Linked DNA regions of Homo sapiens: region 1 is linked to region 2. A link is an interaction called in ENCODE POLR2A ChIA-PET data of the cell type or tissue named here. Cell type or tissue: HepG2. All regions are shown on one strand. Each heading gives the region's core, and the rest is flanking DNA. Links, peaks and the distances in the headings are about the cores only. Region 1 has its middle 8.8 kb from the start of DPY30. Region 2 overlaps YIPF4 (Yip1 domain family member 4).

The links. ChIA-PET counts read pairs that join two places held together with the same protein. Peaks named below come from ENCODE experiments on the same cell type or tissue, not always from the same donor. Only the 100,000 strongest peaks of a DNase experiment are listed, where the experiment ranks them.
Region 1: POLR2A ChIA-PET joins it to region 2 with 5 read pairs; 5 of 35 experiments call an interaction of 5 or more read pairs at or near these places.

Annotation. Positions count from the first base shown.
Region 1 is chr2:32,044,081-32,053,130 of GRCh38, reverse strand. No RefSeq gene overlaps it. Among named protein-coding and RNA genes, the nearest start is that of DPY30, 8.8 kb to the right of the region's middle. In HepG2, for the core only: no CTCF peak of the experiment used is centred there; no DNase peak of the experiment used is centred there; H3K4me3 peaks cover 377 bases.
Region 2 is chr2:32,287,871-32,290,370 of GRCh38, reverse strand. The region is part of intron 1 of YIPF4 (Yip1 domain family member 4); the gene reads right to left. Among named protein-coding and RNA genes, the nearest start is that of YIPF4, 11 kb to the right of the region's middle. In HepG2, for the core only: no CTCF peak of the experiment used is centred there; a DNase peak (open chromatin) is centred at 1,030.

The DNA of each region.
Region 1 (9,050 bases), core at 3,007-5,506, 240 kb after region 2:
TTCCATTTGTATCATGTTCCCCAGCCCTCCCATACAGGATTTTTCCTTTGAGGCTTTGCTTAAAAATTTATTGTTGGTTCAATACTGTTCAAAAGATACCTACTACTTGGGAGGCTGAGGCAGAAGAATGGCTTGAACCCAGGAGGCAGAGGTTGCAGTGAGCCGAGATCGTGCCACTGTACTCCAGCCTGGCGACAGAGCGAGACTGTCTCTCAAAAAAAAAAAAAAAATTTAGACAGGATCTCTCTCACTCTGTCATCCAGGCTGGAGCGCAGTAGCACAATCACAACTCACTGCAGCGTCTACCTCCCGGGTTCAAGTGATCCTGTCACCTCAGCCTCCTGAGTAGCTGGGGCTACAGGCACTCACCACCACGCCTGGCTACCTTTTTTTTTTTTTTTTTTTTTGGTAGAGATGAGGTCTCATGACGTTACTGAGGCTGGTCTAGAGCTCCTAAGTTCAAGTGATCCTCCTGCCTCAGCCTCCCAAAATGCTGAGATTACGGGTGTGAGCCACTATGCTCAGCCTGAACTTCTTCAGACTTTAGGGTCATTCATCTTAACCTTTAATCACTTACTATCTTGTATTGTTATTTAAATGTATCACATGTATATGTCTGATGTAGCTGACCTAGAATACAAGTTTATGAGGGCAGGGACTGCAATTTATATTTACTCTAAACTTCCCAACTGTTTAAGATCCTCAACATCACCTCCACTTAGGTGATTCACTTCACTAGGAGTACTCACAGGACTCAATGTATTTATTTATTTTTTGAAACAGAGCTTCGCTCTGTCACCCAGGCTGGAGTGTAACGGCGCGATCTTGGCTCACTGCAACGTCCGCCTCCCAGGTTCAAGCCATCCTCCTGCCTTAGCCTCCCAAGTAGCTGGAACTACAGGCCCGCATCACCATGCCCGGCTAATTTTTGTATTTTCAGTAGAGACAGGGTTTCAGCATGTTGGTCAGGCTGGCCTCAAACTCCTGAAAAGCAAAATCAGCAAAAGGAAAGGTGCATGGGACAAAGTCTGGAGGAAACCAGGTGCAAACAAGGTTCCAAGAGTCCTCCCAGTAGTGTCAACAAAGGATATGCTTAATTCCTCCAGCAACAGGTTCAGAGGACGTGGGTAAAATGCGGTCTACCAGAAACACTCATCAGAAACTCAGTGCTTGGGCTTTTTGTTGGGACTAGTCATATCGGCACCCTCTGCCTAACACCTATCAAAATTCCAGACTCCTAGAAGGAAGGTGGGTGCTTAACATACACCATATTGTTTGTACAGCTTAGGTACAGTGAGCTACTCTTATTCAGGAAAAGTTTTGGCCGGGCGCCTTGGCTTATACCTGTAATCCCAGAATTTTGAGAGGCTGAGGTGGGTGGATCGCTTGATTCCAGGAGTTTGAGACCAGCCTGGGCAACATGGTAAAACCACATCTCTACAAAAGATAGAAAAATTAGCCAGGTGTTGTGGGGCATGCGTGTAGTCCCAGGTGCTGGAGAGGCTGAGGTGGGAGGATCGATTGAGCCCAGGAGGTGGAGGCTGCAGTGAGCCTAGATCATGCCAGTTCACTCCAACCTGGGCAAAGGAGTTAGACACTGTCTCAAAAAATAAATAAATAAATAAATAAATAAAAGGAGGAAAAGTTTTCTATCACTGTAGGAAACTATTACTGTTATTATTATTTTTGAGATGAGTCTCACTCTGTCACCCCAGCTGGAGTGCAGTGGCACGATCTTGACTCACTGCAATTTCCACCTTCCGGGTTCAAGCCATTCTCCTGCCTCAGCCTCCTGAGTGGCTGGGGTTACAGGAGCCTGCCACCACGCCCGGCTAATTTTTTTGTATTTTTAGTACAGATGGGGTTTCACCATCTTGGCCAGGCTGGTCTTGAACTCCTGACCTCATGATCCACCCGCCTCAGCCTCCCAAAGTGCTGGGAAACTATTATTTAAGTTCTCAGGCCGGGCGCGGTGGCTCATGCCTGTAATCCCAGCACTTTGGGAGGCTGAGGCAGGTGGGTCATGAGGTCAGGAGATTAAGACCATCCTGGCTAACACGGTGAAACCCCGTCTCTACTAAAAATACAAAAAAAAAAAAAAAAAAAAAAAAAAAAATAGCTGGGCGTGGTGGCGGGCGCCTGTAGTCCCGGCTACTCGTGAGGCTGAGGCAGGAGAATGGCGTGAACCCAGGAGGGGGAGCTTGCAGTGAGCTGCGATTGCGCCATTGCACTCCAGCCTGGGCAACAGAGCAAGACTCCATCTCAAAAAAAAAAAAAAAAGTTCTCAGACACTAGCAGCCAAGGTCCAATTTTGCAAGCAGGCCTTTCCAAGGATAGCAGTCTTAGACTTGCTGTGTTAACTCTTCTCTGCACACTCTCCATGAGATCTCAACAAATAATAGATGCTTACTAAATGCTTTAGTGAAAGAAGAAAGGCTGAACTCAGATTTTTTTTTTTTTTTTTTGAGACGGAGTCTCACTGTGTTGCCCAGGCTGGAGTGCAGTGGTGCGATCTTGGCTCACTGCAACCTCCGCCTTCCGGGTTCAAGCGATTATCCTGCCTCAGCCTCACGAGTAGCTGGGATTACAGGCGCCGGCCACCACACCCAGCTAATTTTTTGTATTTTCAGTAGAGCGGGGGCAGGGGGAGGGTGGTCGGGGAAGGGGGTTCACCATGTTAGTCAGGCAGGTCTCGAACTCCTGACCTCGTGATCTGCCCACCTCAGCCTCCCAAAGTGCTGGGATTACAGGCATGAGCCACCGCGCCCGGCACAGATTTTTTTTTTTTTTTTTTTTTTTTTTTTGAGACGGAGCCTTGCCCTGTCGCTCAGGCTGGAGTGCAGCGGCGCTATCTCGGCTCACTGCAAGCTCCGCTTCCCGGCTTCACGGCATTCTCCTGCCTCAGCCTCCGCAGTAGCTGGGACTACAGGCGCCCCCCACCACGCCCACCTAATTTTTTGTATTTTTAGTAGAGACGGGGTTTCACCGTGTTAGCCAGGACGGTCTCGATTTCCTGACCTCTTGATGTGCCTGCCTTGGCCTCCCAAAGTGCTGGGATTACAGGCATGAGCCACCGCGCCCGGCCCAGATATTTTTTTAATACTATTATACAATGAATTAGATCCATTACTCACATAAATATTCTTCTCATTGATTTATGTGTTACTTATAATTAAAAACTCTACCTATTTGGCTGGGCTCGGTGGCTTACGCCTGTAATCCCAGCACTTTGGGAGGCAGAGGCGGACGGATCACCTGAGGTCGGGAGTTTCTGACCAGCCTGACCAACATGGAGAAACTCCGTCTCCACTAAAAATACAGAATTAGCCTGGTGTAGTGGAATGCACCTGTAATCCCAGCTACTTGGGAGGCTGAGGCGAGAGAATTGCTTGAACCTGGAAGATGGAGGTTGCAATGGGCATAGATCGTGCCACTACACTCCAGCCTGAGCGACAAAGCGAGACTCCCTCTCAAATAAATAAATACATAAATATAAATAAAAACTATGGTATAACAAATGTATTTATATCTTTGCATATTCGCAAAGGTATAATAAATATATTTATATCTTTGCATATTCGCAAAGGTATAATAAATATATTTATATCTTTGCATATTTGCATAGGATAAAATTCTAGAAGTAGAATTATTGTGTCAAAGTGAAAATTTCTGGGAACAGATTGTGAAGAACGAGTAAAAATAATAGGCTGGGTGTGGTGGCTCATGCCTGTAATCCCAGCACTTTGGGAGGCTGAGGCAGGCGGATTGCCCGAGCTCAGGAGTTCAAGACCAGCCTGGGCAACATGGTGAAAACCCCGTCTCTACTAAAATACAAAATTAGCCGGGCGTGGTGGCGTGCGCCTGTAGTCCCAGCTACTCGGGAGGTTGAGGCAGGAGAATTGCTTGAACCCGGGAAGTGGAAGTTGCAGTTAGCCAAGATGGCGCCACTGCACTCCAGCCTGGGCAACAGAGCGAGACTCCTCCATCTCTAAAAATAATAATAATAAATTTCATTTTAGTTCATCCCATTTGTTGACTGATATATAATATTGTACATATCTGAGGGGTATATGTGATATTTTGATACTTTACTTGCGTACACTGTGTAATGATCAAATCTGGGCAATTGAGATATTATAGATATCAAGATATATTATAGATATTATAAATATCAAGTATTTATTTATTTTTATTTTATTTTTATTTGTTTATTTATTTTTTGAGAGTCTTGCCTTGTCACCCAGGCTGGCGTGCAGTGGTGCGATCTCGGCTCCTGGGCTCAAGCGATTCTCCTGCCTCAGCCTCCCGAGTAGCAAAGACTACAGGCTCATGCCACCATGGTCGGCTAATTTTTGTATTTTTAGTAGAGACGGGGTTTCACCATGTTGACCAGGCTGGTCTCAAGACTCCTGACCTCATGTGATCTGCCCGCCTCGGCCTCCCAAAGTGCTAGGATTACAGCATGAGCCACAATGCCCGGCATTTTTTTTTTTTTTTTTGAGACAGGGTCTCACTCTGTCACCCGGGTTGGAGTGCAGTGGCGTGAGGACAGCTCACTGCAGGCTTGACCTCCCAGGGCTCAAGTGACCCTCCCACCTCAGCCTCCCGAGTAGCTAGCACTACAGGACCGTGCCAGCATGCCCAGATAACTTTTTATATTTTTTGTATAGAAGGAGTCTCATTTTGTGGCCCGTGCTGGTCTCCGACTCCTGGGCCATGTTGCCCAGGCTGGTCTTGAGCTCCTGGCCTCAAGCGACCTGCCCACCTCGGCCTCTCAAAGTGCTGGGATTACAGGCAGGAGCCACTGGACTCAGTCTTATAGGGGAGCACATTTTAAACAACAGTCTTGTGTTAACATTGGATGGCAGAACATTAAAAAAAATTTTTTTGAGATAGAGTTTTTGCTCTGTTGCCCAGGCTAGAGTGCAGTGGTGCAATCTTGGCTCACTGCAACCTCTACCTCCTGGGTTCTAGCGATTCTCCTGCCTCAGCCTCCCGAGTAGCTGGGATTACAGGCGTGTGCCACCACGCCCAACTAATTTTTGTAGCTTAAGTAGAGACGGGGTTTCACCATGTTGGCCAGGCTCCTCTCGAACTGCTGACCTCCAGTGATCCGCCCACCTCAGCCTCCCAAAGTGCTGGGATTACAGGCATGAGCCACCATGCCCGGTCAGGTGGCATCACTATTAATCTCCATTTTACTGTCTGACTTTGTCTTTTTTTTTTTTTTTTTTTTTAAAGACATGGGATCTCACTATAGTGCTCAGGCTGGTCTCTAACTATTGGGCTTAAGCAATTCTCCCACCTTGGCCTCCCAAAGTGCTAGGGTTACAGAGGCATGAACCACTGTTCCTGGCCTCTGACTTTGTCTTTTAAAAGGGAAATGGTTTCAATTTAAATTAATATGGAATGGCTTTGGGCAACCTAAAATTAAGAGATATCAAAGTTATGTATTTTGCCTATCACTTAATAACCCATGACCTATTTATGAACATTAATTTAAGTGATAATAATTTGGATTGAAAAGGAAAGCATAAAATCAACACATTTAAAAACTGAAAATCACCGCCACTGTGGCATGCACCTATAGTCCCAGCTATTTGGGAAACTGAGGCAGGAGAATATCTTGAGGCCAGGAGTTGGAGGTTGCAGTGTTCTAAGATTGCTCCTGTGAATAGTCATTGCACTGCAGCCTGGACATCGTATGGAGAACCCATCTCTAAAAAGATAGAAAAAACATTTAAAAAATTAAGACTGAAAATTAGGACGTTTTAGGAAAAAATCTAAATATAGCCTCATACAAGAAGTGGCAGAAACAATTGGCAATTTAAGGATTTGAAATGTCAGTAAGGTTGCCTTTTCATTAATTCTTATTATCCTCTCTCTTTTTTTTTTTTTCCTTGAGATGTAGTCTTGCTCTGTTGCCCAGACTGGAATGCAGTGGCGCAATCTCGGCTCACTGCAACCTCCACCTCCCGGGTTCAAGTCATTCTCCTGCCTCAGCCTCCTTAGCAACTGGTATTACAGGTGTGTGCAGCCACACCCAGCCAATTTTTTTTTTGTATTTTTAGTAGAGACAGGGTTTCACCATGTTGGCCACGCTGGTCTGGAACTCCTGACCTCAAGTGATCCACCCACCTCGGCCTCCCAGAGAGATGGGATTACAGGTGTGAGCCACCGCGTCCAGTTTTATTATTCTTATCGTTGAGATCACTTGTGTATCATAAAAATCAAAGGAACACACTATATTCATGCCTTTCAAAAACCCATTTGGTATGTTCCTTGATATACCAAAATTTATTTATTTAATTTTTTTGAGATGGAGTCTTGCTCTGTCACCCAGGCTGGAGTGCAGTGGCACCATCTCACTCACTGCAAGCTCTGCCTCCCAGGTTCACGCCATTCTCCTGCCTCAGCCTCCTGAGTAGCTGGGACTACAGGTGCCCGCCACCACGCGTGGCTACTTTTTTTTTGTATTTTTAATAGAAACGGGTTTCACCATGTTAGCCAAGATGGTCTTGATCTCCTGATCTCGTGATCCGCCCACCTCCGCCTCCCAGAGTGCTGGGATTACAGGCATGAGCCACCGCGCCCGGCCATATATACCAAAATTTCTGAGATGGGTGGTAAGATTGCTTGGGCATGTTGTTTGGTAGTAGAGACAAGGGAGCTACAGGTAGAGTGGTTGCCTTCCAATATTAGCCACAAAGAGATATTTCTCTTATTTCTCTGGAAAGTGACTTACCTAACCTGGAACATATATTTCTAGGTCTTCTTGAGAGGTGGTTGGGTGTCCCTCCCCACACATTGTACTCAGAGGGCCCATTTACACTCAGTAAATTCTATGTATTTATTTGCAAATACATTTTTGTATGTGAGTGTTGGGGGGTGGGGTGGGGTAGGTGGGTGTGGGTGGGTGCTGGATCAAGTTCTTAATTTTTCTGAATAATTTCTTTCCTGCAAATTATTTTAAAACAACAAAGTAAAAAGCTAATGAAGGGCCGGGCATGGTGGCTTACAAAGTGCTGTAATCCCAGCACTTTGGGAGGCCGAGGTGGGTAAATCGCTTGAGGCCAGGAGTTTGAGATCAGTCCGGCCAACATGGGAAAACCCCCTCTCTACTAAAAATACAAAAATCAGCTGGGTGTGGTGGCATGCGCCTGTAGTCCCAGCTACTTGAGAGGCTGAGGAAGGAGAATCGATTGAACCTGGAAGGTGAAGGTTGCAGTGAGCCAAGTTTGCAAAACTGTATTCCAGCTTGGGCAACAGAGTGAGATCCTGTCTCAAAAATAAATAAATAAATGAATAAAATTAAAAAGCTAATGAAGTGGCTTGATAAGTAATGTAGATAAGACAAAATGAATTTCAATTACATTTGTGTAACTTCAGTTTACAAAGCAGTTTCATCTTTTTTTTTTTTTTCAAGACAGGGTCTTGCTGTGTTGCCCAGGCTAGAGTACAGTGGTGTGATCAGGACAGCCTAGACTCTTCCAAGCGATCCTCTCGCTTCCGCCCCTGAGTAGCTGGGACTACAATCGTGCACTACTATGTCCGCCCAATTTTTCATATTTTTAGTAGAGATGGGTTTTTCCCATGTTGCCCAGGCTGGTCTTGAACTCCTGAAGTCGAGCAATCCACCTGCCTCGGCCTCCCAAAGTGCTGGGATTACAGGCGTGAGCCACTGTGCTTGGCTCAGTTTCCTCTATCTTATTTCATTTGATCCTCCTTATGAAGTAAAAATTATCCCAATTTTACATGCAAAAAAACCCTGAAGCTTGGCTGGGCACAGTGGCTCATGTCTTTAATGCCAGCACTTTGGGAGGCCGAGGCAGGTGGATCACCTGAGGTCAGGAGTTTGAGATTAGCCTGATTAATATGGTGGAACCCTGTCTCTACTAAAAATACAAAAATAAGCCGGTTGCAGTGGTGTGTGCCTGTAGTCCCAGCTACTTGGGAAGCTGAGACAGGAGAATTGCTTGAACCCGGGAGGTGGAGATTGCAGTGAGCCGAGATCACGCCACTGCACTCCAGCCTGGGTGACTGAGTGAGACTCCGTTTCAAAAACAAACAACAACAACAACAAAAACCCTGAAGCTCAGAGGAGTTAAAAGATTTGCCTAATCCCACATGGCAAACAAGGAACCAGGTTTTATTATTTATTTATTTAAGACGGAGTCTCCCTCTGTCCCCCAGGCTCGAGTGCAGTGGCATGATCTTGGCTCACTGCAACCTCTGCCTCCCAGGTTCAAGTGATTCTCCTGCCTAAGTCTCCCGAGTAGCTGGGATTACAGGCGAACGCCACCTTGGCCATCTAATTTTTGTATTTTTGGTAGAGACAGGGTTTTGCTGTGTTGGCCAGGCTGGTCTCGAACTCCTGACCTCTGGTGGGCCACCCGCCTCAGCCTCCCAAAATGCTAGGATTACAGGCCTGAGCCACTGCACCGGGCCAGGAGATAGAGATACTTTGTAACTAATTTTCAGATATGTAAAGCAGAACAGCCTGGTTAATGAAACATTGCCATTTAAAGCACTAGTAATTCATCAGCACATGTTCATGACATAACATGGTACTGTATATCACAATAGATTGGGTGTAACATTTCAGTTCTTTTGATGAGTCTTTTTGATTTCATAGTGATTTTTTTTTTGACAGTCTCACTCTGTCGCCAGGCTGGAGTGCAGTGACGCAATCTTGGCTCACTGCAACCTCCGCCTCCTGGGTTCACGCCATTCTCCTGCCTCAGCCTCCTGAGTAGCTGGGACTACAGGCACCCGCCACCATGCCCGGCTAATTTTTTGTTAGCCAGGACGGTCTTGATCTCCTGACCTCGTGATCTGCCCGCCTCGGCCTCCCAAAGTGCTGGGATTACAGGCGTAAGACACCGCACCTGGCCGTTGCTTTTCTTATAGAGCCCTTTCTTACTGAGCAATGTGCCTCCTTGTATTATAAAATCTTTCTGATAATGCGTTAGAATTTTTTTTGTAATTTAGTAAAAGTGCTTTCCGTGTTACTTTATTCAAAGCTAGTAAGTACTTTCCTGAGTTCTGTA
Region 2 (2,500 bases), core at 1-2,500:
TCTGCTATTGCATATAATCTTCAAATTTTATAGTTGACAGACATCTAAAAACCATCATTTATTTTATAAGAATAAAATGAAAGATGAAAGAAGTGAAAAAACGTACAAAAGGTTTCACAGCTAATTAGCCAGACTGGTACCAGAATCTAGACTTAACAACAGTAATTCCTTAAAATTTCCATGGAAAATATATGCAAAATACATTACATGACATCATTTTGGATTCCTTCATTCTTACACATATCATGTGCCTCAGAACAAAGTAACTGAATAAATTCTTTTCAGAGGCATTACATATGTATATATACAAACTATTAGACAATTTATTTACTAAAGGAAATTCGTAGATAATTTTTCTCTACCTTTTCATGTATTTATTTATTCATATATTCTTTCATTTAAATCATCACATATCTATGCTAAGTGTTTCATATATTAATGCTTAATTCTTGATAAGTCTGATGAGTAAGAGTCCCCTGTTATTTCAGCCAAAACTTCCCTTTTCTTCACATAATTACATCATTCATCTTCAGTTTTGGCAAAAATAAATAAAGGCTATGTTTTCTTTTTGTTTTTATTTTTTAGGTCGGCTCTAACAAGAGGTGAAGAGATTCAGTTATCCACATTAAAAAATAAATTCCATGTAGAGTCTGCACAGTATCTCAGGGGTTACAGATAATCATGGTAGTACTAATGCCATCTTTGCTAGTTAAAAAATGGAAATAGTTAAGGATTTGCCTGAGGTCACATAGGGATTAAAAAGAAAAAGCACATTTGTAGGACCAGATAATATACATTAATAAACAACCATCAATACTGTCAGTGCAAGTCACATGATTATAGTATTATTTCAGAAAAATACTTTTGGAAACACCAAACCAGAACACTCTAACACAGATAGATACCTCTCTGGAGATCATGTCCAACCAATACCAAAGTTAGCTTCCTTAAAAAACAAAAAACCATTTTTCATATACAGTACAAAGAGCTTAATTTGCACAATACTCTATGAGTCACATCCTGGTCGGCTTATGACAACTCCTGCAATTAAGTTTGACAAATGTTTACATTCTGAAGCTAAGTCCCAGCTTAGCTACTAACTGATACAGCAAATCATTCATGTTTTCCGGGCCCTAGTTTCCTATTCAAAGTTCTTTCCAGGTTAAACATTATATAATTCTAAAAAGTTTTTATAAAGGCGCTCACTCAGAGATAAAATATAACCAGATTTGAATTCACCACTTAAAGTTCAAAAATAATCCCTGTACATGTTATCATATAATTGCATAGTGAAAATACTCTCTTATAAGTGCTTGCTACTTCTTTGTCTAAGTTGAAATGAGAGAGGTGGAATTTAAAAGTCTATTTCTAATAGATACAAAGAGTGTTATTTCTTCTTTTTTTTGTATCAGAGCCTCACTCTGTTGTCAGGCTGGAGTGCAGTGGTGTCATCTCGGCTCACCGCAACCTCTGTCTCCTAGGTTCAAGCCATTCTCCTGCCCCAGCCTCCTGAGTTGGGATTACAGGTGCACACAACCATGCCCGGCTAATTTTTATTTATTTATTTATTTATTGCTCTGTCTCCCAGGCTGGAGTGCAGTGGGGCAATCTCGGCTCACTGCAACCTCCACCTCCTGGGTTCAAGTAATTCTCCTGCCTCGGCCTCCTGAGTAGCTGAGATTACTGGCGTGTACCAGCATGCCTGGCTAATTTTTGTATTTTTAGTAGAGATGGGGTTTTGCCATGTTGGCCAGGCTGGTCTCGAACTCCTGACCTCAGATAATCTGCCCACCCTGGCCTTCCCCAAGTGCTGGGATTACAGGTGTGAGCCACCGCGCCAGGCCAAGAGTGTTTTTTCTTAACAAGAAGAAGATTTACATCCAGAAATCATTAGTACAGCAGTGACATTAGAGGTTTTGCAGTTATGAGGCTGGAAAGGACCTTAACAACTGTTTCCTGGTTTCTAGAAAGGACTGTACTTAAAGTCCTTAATCTAAACCAAAAAAGGATATATAAATTATAGTGCTAAGGAATGTTGTGCTCAAGAACTGTACATGTTTAGCAGTTTGTCATAGCGCAGATGCAAGAACCTCAAAAAGGCATCTTCAGCTTACAAATTTTCTAGTACTTTCTGTTCCATGTAAAGTAGAAAAAATATCAAGGACATATGTAGGAATGCCAACAATAGCAGTTTGACACCTCCCCCAGGACCCCCAAGACATAACTGTCAGTGAGAAAGAACAGGAAAGTCCAAAAAATTAGTAGTAGTTTAACATGTTATCAAGTTAACAAGTGGAGAATGATGTCAGAGAGCAAGAAAAACAATTAAAAATTACTCCAGGAGCATGGCTGATTTAATTTAAACCAGAGTAAGAACAAGCTAGCTTGGTTGTCAGCTCTTGGATAGACGTCCAGATAGTAAAACATGAATTTTAGGTTAATTCTTCCTTACTATACTATATATAAAATATTCTTGTCATTTCCTAAGTAAAAACAATGT